Linked DNA regions of Homo sapiens: region 2 is linked to region 1. The links are chromatin contacts, found by Hi-C or POLR2A ChIA-PET in ENCODE. All regions are on one chromosome and are shown on one strand. Each heading gives the region's core, a stretch centred on a gene start or an enhancer-like site at or near the end of the contact. The rest is flanking DNA. Distances are from core to core; before and after follow the strand shown.

Region 1 (6,908 bases), core at 3,721-6,220:
AGAGGCGGAGGTTGCAGTTGAGCTGAGATCACGCCACTGCACTCCAGCCTGGGTGACAGAGCGAGACTCTGTCTCAAAAAAAAAAAAAAAAAAAGAAGAGAATGCACCTGCAAAGCCAACACTCAGCTCAAGAAACAGACATTATTGCCCCCATCTCCCCGCCCGCCCCGGAGTCTCTCCTCCTGGCAACCTTCCAGTCACCACACTCCAGAAAGGTAACCAGTCCCCTGACCATAGATCACTTTGGCCCAGTTTTGAATTTCATATAACTAGACCATACAGAATTGTGTCCGGAATTGGTGGGTTCTTGGTCTCACTGACTTCAAGGAACGAAGCCGTGGATCCTCGCGGTGAGTGTTGCAGTTCTTAAAGGCGGTGTGTCCGGAGTTTGTTCCTTCTGATGTTCGGATGTGTTCGGAGTTTCTTTTTTCTAATGGGGTTCGTTGTCTCGCTGGCTCAGGAGTGAAGCTGCGGACCTTCACGGTGAGTGTTAACAACTCTTAAGGTGGGGCGCCTGGAGTTGTTCATTTCTCCCCGTGGGTTCCTGGTCTCGCTGGCTCAGGAGTGAAGCTGCAGATCTTCCCAGTGAGTTTTACAGCTCATAAAGGCAGTGTGGACCCAAAGAGTGAGCAGAAGCAAAAAATGTATTGCAAAGAGCAAACGAACAAAGCTTCCACAGTATGGAAGGGGACCCCAGCAGGTTGCCACGGCTGGCTCGGGCAGCCTGCTTTTATTCTCTTATCTGGCCCCACCCACATCCTGCTGATTGGTCCATTTTACAGAGAGCCGAGTGGTCTGTTTTGACAGGGCGCTGATTGGTGCGTTTACAATCCCTGAGCTAAACACAAAGGTTCTCCACCTCCCCACTAGATTAGCTAGATACAGAGTGTCCACACAGAGGTTCTCCAAGTCCCCACCAGAGTAGCTACAGTGTCCATTGGTGCATTCGCAAACCCTGAGCTAGACACAGCGTGCTGATTGGTGTGTTTACAAACCATGAGCTAGATACAGAGTGCCGATTGGTGTATTTACAATCCCTTAGCTAGACATACAGGTTCTCCAAGTCCCCACCAGAGTAGCTAGATACAGAGTGTCCATTGGTGCCTTCACAAACCTTGAGCTAGACACAGGGTGCTGATTGGTGTGCTTACAAACCTTGAGTTAGATACAGAGTGCTGATTTGGTGTATTTACAATCCCCTAGCTAGACATAAAGGTTCTCCAAGTCCCCACCAGACTCAGGAGCCCAGCTGGCTTCACCCAGTGGATCCCGCACCAGGGCCGCAGGTAGAGCTGCTTGCCAGTCCCGCGCCGTGCGCCCGCACTTCTCAGCCCTTGGGTGGTCGATGGGACTGGGCGCCGTGGAGCAGGGGGCGGCGCTCATCGGGGAGGCTCGGGCCGCACAGGAGCCCACGGAGAGGGGGGAGGCTCAGGCATGGCGGGATGCAGGTCCCGAGCCCTGCCCCGCGGGGAGGCAGCTAAGGCCCGGCAAGAAATCGAGCGCAGTGGGCCGGCACTGCTGGGTGGGCCGGCAGTGCTGGAGGACCGAGTACACCCTCCGCAGCCGCTGGCCCGGGTGCTAAGCCCCCCATTGCCCGAGGCCGCTCCTAATGCGGGGCCCGCCGAGCCCACGCCCACCGGGAACTCGCGCTGGCCCACAAGCACCGCGCGCAGACCCGGTTGCCACCGGCGCCTCTCCCTCCACACCTCCCTGCAAGCTGAGGGAGCCGGCTCTGGCCTTGGCCAGCCCAGAAAGGGGCTCCCACAGTGCAGCGGCAGGCTGAAGGGCTCAAGTGCCGCCAAAGTGGGAGCCCAGGCAGAGGAGGTGCCGAGAGCGAGCGAGGGCTGTGAGGACTGCCAGCATGCTGTCACCTCTCAGAATGACTCTCAGTGTCGGGCCTCATTCTCTCAACGTTACACCTGTGGGAATAATCCATGCAGTTATATGTAGGTGTACTTGACAGTGTTAACTTCCTTTTTTTTTTTTTTTTTTTTTTTGGAGACAGAGTCTCGCTCTGTCGCCCAGGCTGGAGTACAATGGTACGATCTCAACTCACTGCAACCTCTGCCTCCTGGGTTCAAGTGATTCTCTTGCCTCAGCCTCCCAAGTAGCTGGGATTACAGGCGCCCACCACCACGCTGGACTAAGTTTCATATTTTTAGTAGAGATGGGGTTTCACCACGTTGGCCAGGCTGGTCTCAAATTCCTGATCTCAAGTGATCCGCCTGCCTCAGCCTCCACAAGTGCGGGGATTACAGGCGCACACCACCACGGGCCCAGCTAATTTTTTTTTTTGTATTTTTAGTAGAGGCAGGGTTTCGCCACGTTGGCCACGCCGGTCTCGAACTGCTGACCTCGGGTGATCCACCCACCTCAGCCTCCCAAAGTGCTGGGATTACAGATGTAAGCCACTGTGCCCGGCCTTTTTTTTTTTTTTTTTTTTCAAGACAGAGTCTCACTCCATCAGCCAGGCTGGAGTGCAGTGGCGTGATCTTGGCCCACTGCAACTTCTGCCTAACAGTTGAAGCGATTCTCGTGCCTTGGCCTCCCGAGTAGCTGGGACTACAGGCGTGTGCCACAACACCCGGCTAATTTTTGGATTTTTAGTAGAGATGGGGTTTTACCATATTGGCCAGGCTGGTCTTGAACTCCTGACCTCAAGAGATCCGCCCTCCTCAGCCTCCCAAAGTGCTGGGATTACAGGCGTGAGCCACTGTGAGCCGGACAGTGTTAACTTCTAATCCAATACTTCTCAAAGTGGGGTCCTGAGAAAGGTTCTTGGGGTTCTGTGAATCTGCCAGTTAGAGAAAAGTGTATGTGGGTGCCTGCTGATTCAGAAGGGGGCTGAAAGCACCCAACTGTGGAGCACACAGCCCTGTCTTTGGTATTCACTTTGCAGCCTGGGCCTTGCCTAAAGTTGTAGTCCACACTCCTAGACTTGTTCTTCGGAGCCACTCTCAGGGATGCCTCTAGGCTTTGCAGACAGGTGGCCTCTAGGCCTTTGCTCCCTCTGCCTGGGATGGCGACCGTCCCCTTGCTTGGCTGCCTAGCAAGCACTCTGCATCTTGTGTTGGGGTTGCCTCCGCTGTGAGGCCTTCCCTGACTTCCCTGGGCCGACTCAGGCACCCCTTCTCCTGTGCTCCCCTGTGCTTTGTCCACGTCACCCCTGCAGCATTTCTCACATCATGTGGTCCCTGTAGGGTCTGTCTCCCCATTAGACTGTGGGCTTCTGGAGGCCACGAGCGTGGGGCAACACTGGACTCCCTCCCAGAGTGACTGAGGAGGGAGTTAGACACATCCCCACCCAGGGCCATCAGAGGCCAGGGCAGGGTTCTGACCCCAGCTCACCTGCCTCGTTAAACATGGGGCTCAGTTGCCCCTGACATCCCTGCACCATCAGCAAGGGTGGGCAACGTCAGAACTGCGGGCTGGGGCTTCCCTGGAAGGGCCCCGCTTGGGCCCAATGCCAGGCCCCACGGCCCAAGGGTGAGCTACTTTAGCAGGCAGGCATCAGTTTTCTCATTTATGAAATGGGGACAATGAACCTGGTCACCTTCCTCTTCCTGGGAAGAATACGAGGTTAATGAATGCTGAAGACCGGACATGACTGTACCTAAGGTGGAGTGCAGGCTGCCTGAGGCAGGGGAATGACCCTGGTGATCCTTAGCTCTCTCTTCCTGCGGGACACTGAAGGACAGTGTGAGACCCACAATTCAGCGCACCTGCTCACCTTGGTTCCCCATCCTGCCCTGGGTGGGTCTTGGCTTGGAAACCCTAATCCGCTTACTAAGCACCGACCCCACTCCGTGCCCTGCCCGTGCCATGTCCACTCCACTGCACTGAACTGGGTTTCTTTGTCCGTTTCAGCAGACCCTCCTCATCGTGTCCCTCTTCCAGGCAGCCTTCTCTTATAAATTTTGGGCATGCTGGGACTTGTCTACACTGTTGGCAATTGTCAAGGCTTTAGGTCCGAGTTGTTCCTCAACTTCTGACCCCCACCTCATGCTAACAGGACTGGGGCCACAGCGCGTGACTGCAATGTGGCCAGTCCTGGGAGAGCCGGCCTCGCCCCGCGGGGAAGCGGGCGGCCCCTCCGTTGCCATGGCAGCCGAGAGCACCCCCACGAGGCTCCTCATTGGCCACCAAGTCGAGGTCCCGCCTCCGCCATCAGAAGGGACCAACCAAGGCAGACCGGGTGCGACCCAGTTGAGGGATTAGCGGGTGACGCATCTCTCCCAGTCCCTCATGGAGACCCGCGCGCCCGCGATCCTACGGGCGCAGCCGTGGCCCTGGGTCGGGGTCACGCTCGCTGGGCGCGCCTCGGGCGGGGCTGGGGAGGTGCGGAGCTGGGGGGCGCCGCGGGAGGAGGCCACTCAGGCCGCTGGGGAGGGCCGGGCTGCGGCTGGGAGGTTTCCGAGGACGGTCAGGCGGAGGCGGAGGCCGTGCAGGAGGCGGAGGAGGAAAACTATTAAGGAAGGGGGTGGAAGGGCCCCGCTGGCTGAAGACCGCTGAGCTCAGGCGGTGGTAGGACCCTGGGCACGGAGTTGCATGGAACCCTGTTCGAATCCTGCTCTGCACCCGCTTGCGCTGTGGCCTCGCGCACGCGAGCCTTCCTGCCCGGGGGAGCGGGAAGGAGGGAGGGGAGCGGCGAACATCTACTTTGTGCCGATCCTTTTGCTGAAAACCCTAGTTTTCTCTCCAGGATTCCCTCAAAACGACCCTGAAATAGGTGGATGCTATCCTTAGCCCCATTTTACAGATGAGGAAACAGGTTCAAAGGAGGCTACGTGAGAAAAGCCTCGAGTGAGCTCAGTTCCCAGATGTGAGAATGATGTGGCCGGGTTGGTGGTTATCTGCGGGGGGAAGTAGGAGGTGCCCTGCCCACCCCCACGCTCAGGCATCCTGGCCGGCCCGGAAGGAAGAGTTCGTGCCAAGCCGTGAGACTCGGTGGTTTCCTGCAGCAAATCTGCGTCAGGCTCTCTCTGGGGGGTTAACCGCCGCAAACTGGTAACAGCGTCAGAAAGGGGAAACCGAGCTTTATCTGCGGAGGTCCCTGGGCCAGGGACAGCAGATTAAAGAACATGGAGGCAGGGCGCGGTGGCTCACGTCTTAAACCCAGCACTTTGGGAGGCCGAGGCCGGAGGATCGCTTGAGACCAGGAGTTTGAGACCAGCCTGGGCAAGATAGGGAGACCTCTTCTCTAAAAATAAAAAATAAAGAAGATGGAGCCCGCCCCTCGGGAAGGAGGGAAGGGAGAAAGTGTTTCTAACTCCTTATTGTCCTTTCTCTTCTTTTCTTTTCTTTTTTTGAGATGGAGTTTCGCTCTTGTTTCCCAGGCTGGAGTGCAATGGCGCGATCTCGGCTTACCGCAACCTCCGCCTCCCGGGTTCAAGCAATTCTCCTGCCTCAGCCTCCTGAGTAGCTGGGATTACAGGCATGCGCCACCACACCCGGCTAATTTTGTATTTTTAGTAGAGATGGGGTTTCTCCATGTTGGTCAGGCTGGTCTCAAACTACTGACCTCGTGATCCGCCCGCCTCAGCCTCCCAAAGTCCTGGGATTATAGGCGTGAGCCACCGTGCCTGGATCCTTGTTATTTCAAAACAGGCTGAGGTTCCCTCTGGAAGCCCCATTTAAGAACAGACCCATGGCCGGGCGCGGTGGCTCACGCCTGTAATCCCAGCACTTTAGGAGGCCGAGGCGGGCAGATCACCTGAGGTCCGGAGTTTGAGACCAGCCTGACCAACATGGAAAAAACCCCGTCTCTACTAAAAATACAAAAGTAGCCGGTCATGGTGGCGCATGCCTATAATCCCAGCTACTCAGGAGGCTGAGGCAGAAGAATCGCTTGAACCCAGGAGAAGGCAGAGGTTGCGGTGAGCCGAGATCGCACCATTGCACTCCAGCCTGGGCAACAAGAGCGAAACTCCATCTCAAAAAAAAAAAAAGAAAAAAAAGAAAAGAAAATTCACCATATGAATGTCAGACTCTTAATGATGCAAATGCCAGAAAACCTGACTCAAACTGATTTATGCTAAAAAGGGAATCTACTGGCTCAGGAAACTGAGAACCCCAGGCATGACTCGATCTGGCGACACCACGACGTCATGAAGACTCATTTCCCAGAGTCTTTGTACTTGTTTGTACTTTGCCTTTGCTGTCTTGGGAAGTGTTTGGGCTCCATGAGCACCTGCTGCAGCTGCAGGGGCACATCATCCCAAGTTCCAGTTGAGTAGAAAGAGGCTCTGTCCTTGGGAATTGTGACACATGTCCCGGGTTTCACTGTAACTGGACAGTTGGGGTCATGTGACCACACAGATACCAGGGGCAAGGCAGGAATAACCCTGTGTTGATTGGCAAATCTGTTCACAGGCCCCACACCTGCAGCCTCACCTGCTCCAATGGGCTGAAAAGGAAGGAGGGAAGAGGGTTTCTCCAAAGGAGGAACTGAAGAGATATTGAATGGGTGCCCATTGGTAACACCCCAATGCCAGGGCTTCAGAACCCACCTCCTGACCCCCTCTGCACCTTGTACTACAGGTGCCAGTCAGGGGGAAACGGATTGGAAAGTGAGGGTCTTGCCCTGGGAGAGTGCCCACCCCTTCCTCGCTGGTCCCATGTCAGTCGTCCCAAGTCAGTCCTCATCACATCCAGTGCCCATCCCCCTCCCCACCCCCTCACCCTGGCTCCTGTTGCTCCCTGGAGGGTCCTTGAAGCCCTTCTGGTTGCTGTAGCCCGGGCGACTGCCTGCCATGCCTCCGAAGGCCCTCCATGTTTAGCTGGAGTGATGCAGTATTGGGGGATCCAGTTGCCTCTCGTTTCTCCAGCAGAGGGGAGCTTCCTCAGGGACTGGCACTATGTTCTCCCTTCCTCTGTGTGTGGTCCCTCTCTGGGACCAGGCAGGATTT
Region 2 (6,709 bases), core at 3,010-5,509, 1.1 Mb before region 1:
GCTTGGGTTTTGGGGGCCCTATTGTAGTCAATCAGACAATCAATTATTTATCAAACACTCACTACTAGGCTCTAAAGATATCCCTGTTCTCAAGGAGCTTACATTCTAGATGGGGACAGAAACAGTAAACACACAGAATTTCAGATGCTTTTTTTTTTTTTTTTTTTTTTTTTTTTTTTTTTTTTGAGACGGAGTCTCGCTCTGTCGCCCAGGCTGGAGTGCAGTGGCGGGATCTCGGCTCATTGCAAGCTCCGCCTCCCGGGTTCACGCCATTCTCCTGCCTCAGCCTCCCAAGTAGCTGGGACTACAGGCGCCCGCCACTACGCCCGGCTAATTTTTTGTATTTTTAGTAGAGACGGGGTTTCACCGTTTTTAGCCGGGATGGTCTCGATCTCCTGACCTCGTGATCCGCCCGCCTCGGCCTCCCAAAGTGCTGGGATTACAGGCGTGAGCCACCGCGCCCGGCCAGAATTTCAGATGCTTTTAAGTGGTATAAGGAAAATTAAATAATGAGCATAGCTGCTAGTGGTGGTTGTGCTGGTGGCAGCTACTAATGTTCAGGAAATACCTTGAGGAGATGACATTTTTTGTTTGTTTTTTTGAGATAGGGTCAGGCTCTGTCACCCAGGCTGGAGTGCAGTAGTGAGATCTTGGCTTACTACAGCCTCTGCCTCCCAGGTTCAAGTGATTCTCCCCTGTGAGCCTCCTAAGTAGATGGATTACAAGTGCACACTACTATGCCTGACTAATTTTTGTGTTTTTTGTAGAGATGGGGTCTCGCCATGTTGCCCAGGCTGGTCTCCAACTCCTGGGTTTCAGTGATCTGCCTGCCTTGGGCCTCCCAAAGTGCTAGGATTATAGGTGTGAGCCAACTCACCCAGCCAGGAGACCACATTTGAGATGACACCATGGAGAACATTCCCAGTAGAAGCAATAGCAAGTGCCAAGGTCCTGAGAATCTGGTGCATTTGGTCACAAGCTTGGTATGTTTGGACCGAAGGCCACTGTGTTCAGAGGTTAGTGATTAAGGAAAGTGAAGGCCAGGCGCCGTGGCTCACGCCTGTAATCCCAGCACTTTGGGAGGCCGAGGCAGGTGGATCACGAGGTCAGGAGATCAAGACCATCCTGGCTAACATGGTGAAACCCCGTCTCTACTAAAAATACAAAAAAATTAGCTGGGCGTGGTGGCAGTCACCTTTAGTCCCAGCTACTTGGGAGGTTCAGCCAGGAGAATGGTGTGAACCTGGGAGGCGAAGCTTGCAGTGAGCTGAGATTGCACCACCGCACTCCAGCCTGGGCGACAGAGCAAGACTCCGTCTCAAAAAAAAAAAAAAAAAAGTGAAAAGGGATTAGATGAGCGATGTAGGCAGGGACCAGATTATCTAGGGCTTAATAGACCATCAGGAGTTTGGATTTTATTTTATTCTGGTTCCAGTGGGAAGCTATTAAAAAAGTTTAATCACGGGAATTACATGACCCAATTTATTCTTTAGAAAGATCACTCTGACTCAGGGTTTCTTAACCTCAGCACTATTGACTTTTTGGGCTGAATAATTCTTTGTGTAGGGACTGTAGGCATTGTAGGATACGTACCTTGTTTAGAATCCTTGGCTTTCACCCACTAGATGCTAGTAACCCCACCACCTCCCCTCAGTTGTGACAAACAAAGATGTCTCCACACATTGTCAGGTGTCCCTGAGGGACAAAATTACTATTCTAATGGAACAAAAAGGATATGAACTTAAATACCAGACTCTGGGCCAGGCGTGGTGGCTCACACCTGTAATAATCCCAGCACTTTGGGAGGCCGAGGTGGGTGGATCACCTGAGGTCAGGAGTTCGCCTGGGCAACATGGCAAATCACCGTCTGTATTAAAAATATAAAAATTTAGGCCGGACGTGGTGGCTCATGCCTGTAATCCTAGCACTTTGGGAGGCTGAGGCGGGTGGGTCATGAGGTCAGGAGATCGAGACCATCCTGGCTAACACAGTGAAACCCTGTCTCTACTAAAAATACAAAAAATTAGCCAGGCGTGGTGGTAGACACCTGTAGTCCCAGCTACTCGGGAGGCTGAGGCAGGAGAATGGCGTGAACCCAGGAGGCAGAGCTTGCAGTGAGCCGAGATCGTGCCACTGCATTCCATCCAGCCTGGGCAACAGAGTGAGACTCTGTCTCAAAAAAAAAAAAAAAAAAAAAAAAAAAAAAAGCTGGGCGTGGTGGCGGATGCCTGTAATCCCAGCTACTTGGGAGGCTGAGGCAGGAGAATTCGTTGAACCTGGGAAGCAGAGGTTGCAATGAGCTGAGATTGTGCCATTGCACTCCAGCCTGGGCAACAGAATGAGACCCTGTCTCAAAACTACAAAAACAAACAAAAAAAAACCAGACTCTGATACAGTGGGATGTTCACATTAGAAGCATGATGGCTCTTATTTCACATGAACTCTGGAACATACCATGGCCTTCAGAGATGTTGACCAGGTATGGTGGCTCATGCCTGTAATACATCCAGCACTTTGGGAGGCTGAGGCAGGTGGATCGCTTGAGGCCAGGAGTTCGAGACCAGCCTGGCCAACATGGCGAAACCCCATCTGTACTAAAAATACAAAAAAATTAGCTGGGCGTGGTGACATGCCTCCCAGCTACACGGGAGGCTGAGGCATGAGAATCGCTTGAACCCCGGAGGCAGAGGTTGCAGTGAGCCTAGATCGCACCACAGCACTCCAGCCTGGGTGACAGAGCAAGACTCTGTCTCCAAAAAAATTAAAAAATTAAAATGGTCCAGTTGAGTACAAAAAAGAAGATCAGGAAGAGTTTATTGGAGCAAGACGGAGATGAGCAACCTTGAAAACAAGTCTAATTAAGATGAGTAATTGTTAAAAGATGAGCAGTGCTTTCTAAGCAGAGGTAGCAGGAGGAAAGGGTCTCCGATCCTGTAACGCCTTTTATGCCAGGAAGAAAGGATGAATTGAAAGGATGAAATGGCAAATGTCGTAGTAGACTATTGGACTATTCCTGCAGCTCAGGAAAGTGGGCTGGAAATAAGAGGTTTGGCAAATACCCTGTTATGGTGGTATTTAAGGCAGAGGGAGGGTTTGGAACGAGCTCACAAAGGGAACTCTAGAATGAACAGAGTAGGCTTCTCAGGGAAGGCTTAAATCCTGGAGGTCTCTGGGGTAGGTAGGACAGAAAGTCCTGTTATTTTCCAGGTAGACAGACTGTTGGGCGCCGGGGAATTAATGCTGGTCACCTAGAGAGTTGTGCATTTTGTCTACCATTGTTAAATGAGGCAATGACCTGCCTCAAATACTTTTCACTCCACACACCTATTTGGAAGCCACGTATATTTTGCTTGCTCTTCCCATTTAAAATCGTAATCCACTCTATTCCACCCCCATGAGGAAGCTTTTGGGTAGAAAAGTGTGTAGAGGAATAAGTAAGTTGATGTGCATCAGATGTGCAAACTTTAGTGTGCATCAGAACCACCTGGAAGGCTTGTTAAAACAGGTTGCTGGGCACCACCCGGGGAGTTTGATTCAGTAGGTCTAAGGTGGAGTTCAATAATCTGCGTTACTAACACGTTTCCAGGTGATGCTGCTGTTCGGGGGACCACACCCAGAAGCTACCTTTTACCACTCTAAAAGGTAGCTGATTGGTTTTCTCTGTAATATAAATTCCTTAACGAGTTTAAAATATTGATCTGAGCCCTCGTAATTGCCTCAAATGTTTAATGCTAATGTGTGTTCAATGCTGTAGCCACGAGGGGAGCCTAAAATCACCTAACAACTCCTTTCGGGAGTGATTTTGATTAGTTCATCTACAGTTCCAACTAAGATTTCCCACAAATATTACTTTCACAGGAGGCTAACAAAAAACGCCGTCTTTGTCCCCAGAAAATACCTGGAGGACGGTATTTCAGAGGCGGGGAGGCTGCACCAGCCTCCCAGTCTCAGCCCTTCTCTACCGCCCGCCACTGAAGGGGCCCCGGATACCCCCAGGACTGCTGCAACTTCCTAGGTGACTTGAGGCAGCCTTAAAAGGGATTGGTGCAGGGTCCTTGCGACAGATAAATGTGATTAAAAATCCGCTGGGCCACCCGAAGGGAGAGTCTTTTTCCCTCAGGTGGCGCCTAGGGGCGGGACTGAGGGACAGCCCGCTCCCCGCAGCGCCCTCTCCGGCTCCGGGGGTGTTCCCGGCTGCAGCCGCGATCCTAACGGGCTCGCGAGACGCCCCGCCCACCCTGGGCCCGCCCCCGGCTCCATCTTGCGGGAGACCGGGTTGGGCTGTGACGCTGCTGCTGGGGTCAGGTGAGGAGCGGCGCCCCCCTCCCTTTCCCACCTCGTCTGCCTCGGTGGTCTTGCCCTCGGCCAGCTCTGGGCGCTGCTGTCCCGGTGCTAGTGGGGCGCGGCTGGAGGGCAGTGTGGGCCTCCCGGATGGCGGCGACTCGGTTTGCGCGTCTCGTAGCCGGGCTGCCGGCCGGGGTGTGTTGGGGTGGCGTGGGTGAGGCGGCCGGCCTGGCTTACGGGAAGCCCTTCCGTCCGTTTGGAAATCCCAGGGACCAGTGGCGCCCCGCCCTCGGGCAGGTGGAGGGGCTGAGGCCGGAGCGTGGCCCAGCTGCCTCGCGGGAGGCTGAGTAGGGAAACGCACGGGCAGTGCTGAAAGCCGTCTGGCTGGTAGTGGCTGTACTTTCCGGTGACACAGCGAATTTAGGGAAACTTGGGGAAATTTTTACTGTGTTTAGTGAACCGTAGGACAGAATGCGCCAGGCCAAGGTCGTACACTGGTTCTCGTTTACAGTTCTTGGAAGCTATTCTAGAATAGCATTCCAGATTTGATTGCTGTTCCCCGACCAGCAGCAAATCTGTGTTGAAATTAGCTCATCCTGTGCAAACACTGCGCAAGGAAACCAAGGTGCAGAGGTAGATGGCTGATGTCCACCGTAAAGTGACAGACATGACGCTGTTGTCTTCCGACTGCCGTAAACGCCCTGATTTTTGCCAGCTGATGGCCAGCTAATCTGCTAAATGTGTCCGAATTAGATGATGAGTGTAATGAGTTACCTTCCAGGCAAGGAAAGAGTTTCAAGCACTGAATAGGTAAAAGAGATAATTTTGGCCACTGCAAACTTTCAGTCCTTTTCAGTGAGGACTGTCTTTCAGTCCTCACTGGTGGTTGGCTACCTACCTGTCCGTGCAGAGGACTAGCCATGCCTCCATGTTCTTTCTCCACATCACTGACGGATTTAAATGATCCTACCATACCTAGAAGCCGGTTTTGCAAAATTGTATTCGCTGTTGCGCGTATCTTCAGTCACCCTTCCTGTTTCGTGTATTTTTTCCCCCATAAATTTGCAACAGCTGCCTCTTGGGTTCCTGGGCTTCATGCCATCAATGAGAAACGGTGAGACCCAGCCCTTTTACTAACTGACTCACTGGGTGGAGGTGGTTTGGAAAACCAAAAATGATTTTCTAGTCTTTTAAAAGTGATTGCTAACAGAGAATGTTTAAAAAAAAAAAAAAAAAAGCCCGAGCGCGGTGGCTCACTCCTGTAATCCTAGCACTTTGGGAGGCCGAGGCGAGAGATTCACGAGGTCAGGAGGAGTTTGAGACCAGCTTGACCAACACGGTGAAACCCCGTCTCTACTTAAAAATACAAAAATTAGCTGGGCGTGGTGGCGCGCGCCTGTAATCCCAGCTACTCTGGAGGCTGAGGCAGGAGAGTCGCTTGAACCCGGGAGGCAGAGGTTGCAGTGAGCCAAGATCGCCACTGCACTCCAGCCTGGGCGGCAGAGAGAAACTCTGTCACAAAAAAAAAAAAAACCCAAAAAACTCTAGACTTACTATTCACTTGGGCAAAGTTGAGAAATTTTTTGAGTCACTCTGGGTGTTATTTAGCTTTTTACAAAAACGTTTAAAATCTGCCTCTTGAATAAATGATATATGTACAATTCTAAAAGGGCTAAAGTACATTGAAAAGTAAGTCTCGGCCGGGCGCAGTGGCTGTCGCCTGTAATCCCAGCACTTTGGGAGGCCTAGGCGGGAGGATCACGAGGTCAGGAGATCGAGACCATCCTGACTAACACGGTGAAACCCCGTCTCTACTAAAAATACAAAAATTAGCCGGGCGTGGTGGCAGGCGCCTGTAGTCCCAGCTACTCAGGAGGTTGAGGCACAAGAATCTCTTGAACCCCGGAGGCGGAGGTTGCAGTAAGCTGAGATCGTGCCACTGCACTCCAGCCTGGCAACAGAGCGAGACTCCATCTCAAAAAAAGAAAAAAGAAAGGTAAATAGTCTTCTCCATTGTGTCCCAGCTCTTCATCCAGGAAGCAGTCACTGTTTTCTACTTCCTTGAGTGTCCTTTCAGGGATATTCTATAAGTCAAAATCAGTGCATTTTTTACACATAATGGCAGCACACTATGCAGTTTTTCACTTTGCCTTTTTTTTTTTTCATTAATACGTGTTATAGATGGTTTCATATATGGGTAAAAGAAAAAGCTGCCTCATTTTTAATAACCACATAACACCTCCTTGTATGGCTATCCATAATCTGTTTCACCTGTCCCTCCTTTTTAAAAATTTAAGCAATGGCCCCGCACAGTGGCTCACGCCTGTAATCCCAGCACTTTGGGAGGCCGAGGTGGGTGGATCACCTGAGGTCAGGAGTTCGAGACTAGCCTGGCCAACATGATGAAACCCTGTCTGTACTAAAA

Evidence for each region. A loop is a pair of places that touch in the nucleus more often than their neighbours do. ChIA-PET counts read pairs that join two places held with the same protein, here RNA polymerase II (POLR2A). Pooled maps may share reads with other maps.
Region 2: a loop to region 1 is called in a pooled map, with 8 times the contacts of the local background. The contact joins the promoter of ANXA7 here to the enhancer-like site in region 1. A Hi-C loop is called at or near these places in 2 of 50 pooled maps. POLR2A ChIA-PET finds 5 or more read pairs at or near these places in 4 of 52 experiments (A549, GM12878, activated CD4-positive, alpha-beta T cell and 1 more).

What each region holds. Positions count from the first base shown.
Region 1 is chr10:72,295,398-72,302,305 of GRCh38, reverse strand. No RefSeq gene overlaps it. Among named protein-coding and RNA genes, the nearest start is that of DDIT4, 25 kb to the right of the region's middle. RefSeq lists enhancers at 3,827-3,916, 3,529-4,185, 4,837-5,136, 6,141-6,435 and a silencer at 4,207-4,476. Within about 2 kb of position 4,970, at least 39 of the 41 ENCODE cell types and tissues checked have a DNase peak (open chromatin) inside an H3K27ac peak, as active enhancers do; they include GM12878, where a contact is called at or near this core.
Region 2 is chr10:73,411,608-73,418,316 of GRCh38, reverse strand. ANXA7 (annexin A7) reads left to right here and starts at 4,259. Exons shown (of 13, transcript NM_001156.5): 1 at 4,259-4,305. RefSeq lists a silencer at 4,076-4,635 and enhancers at 5,036-5,115, 5,126-5,245.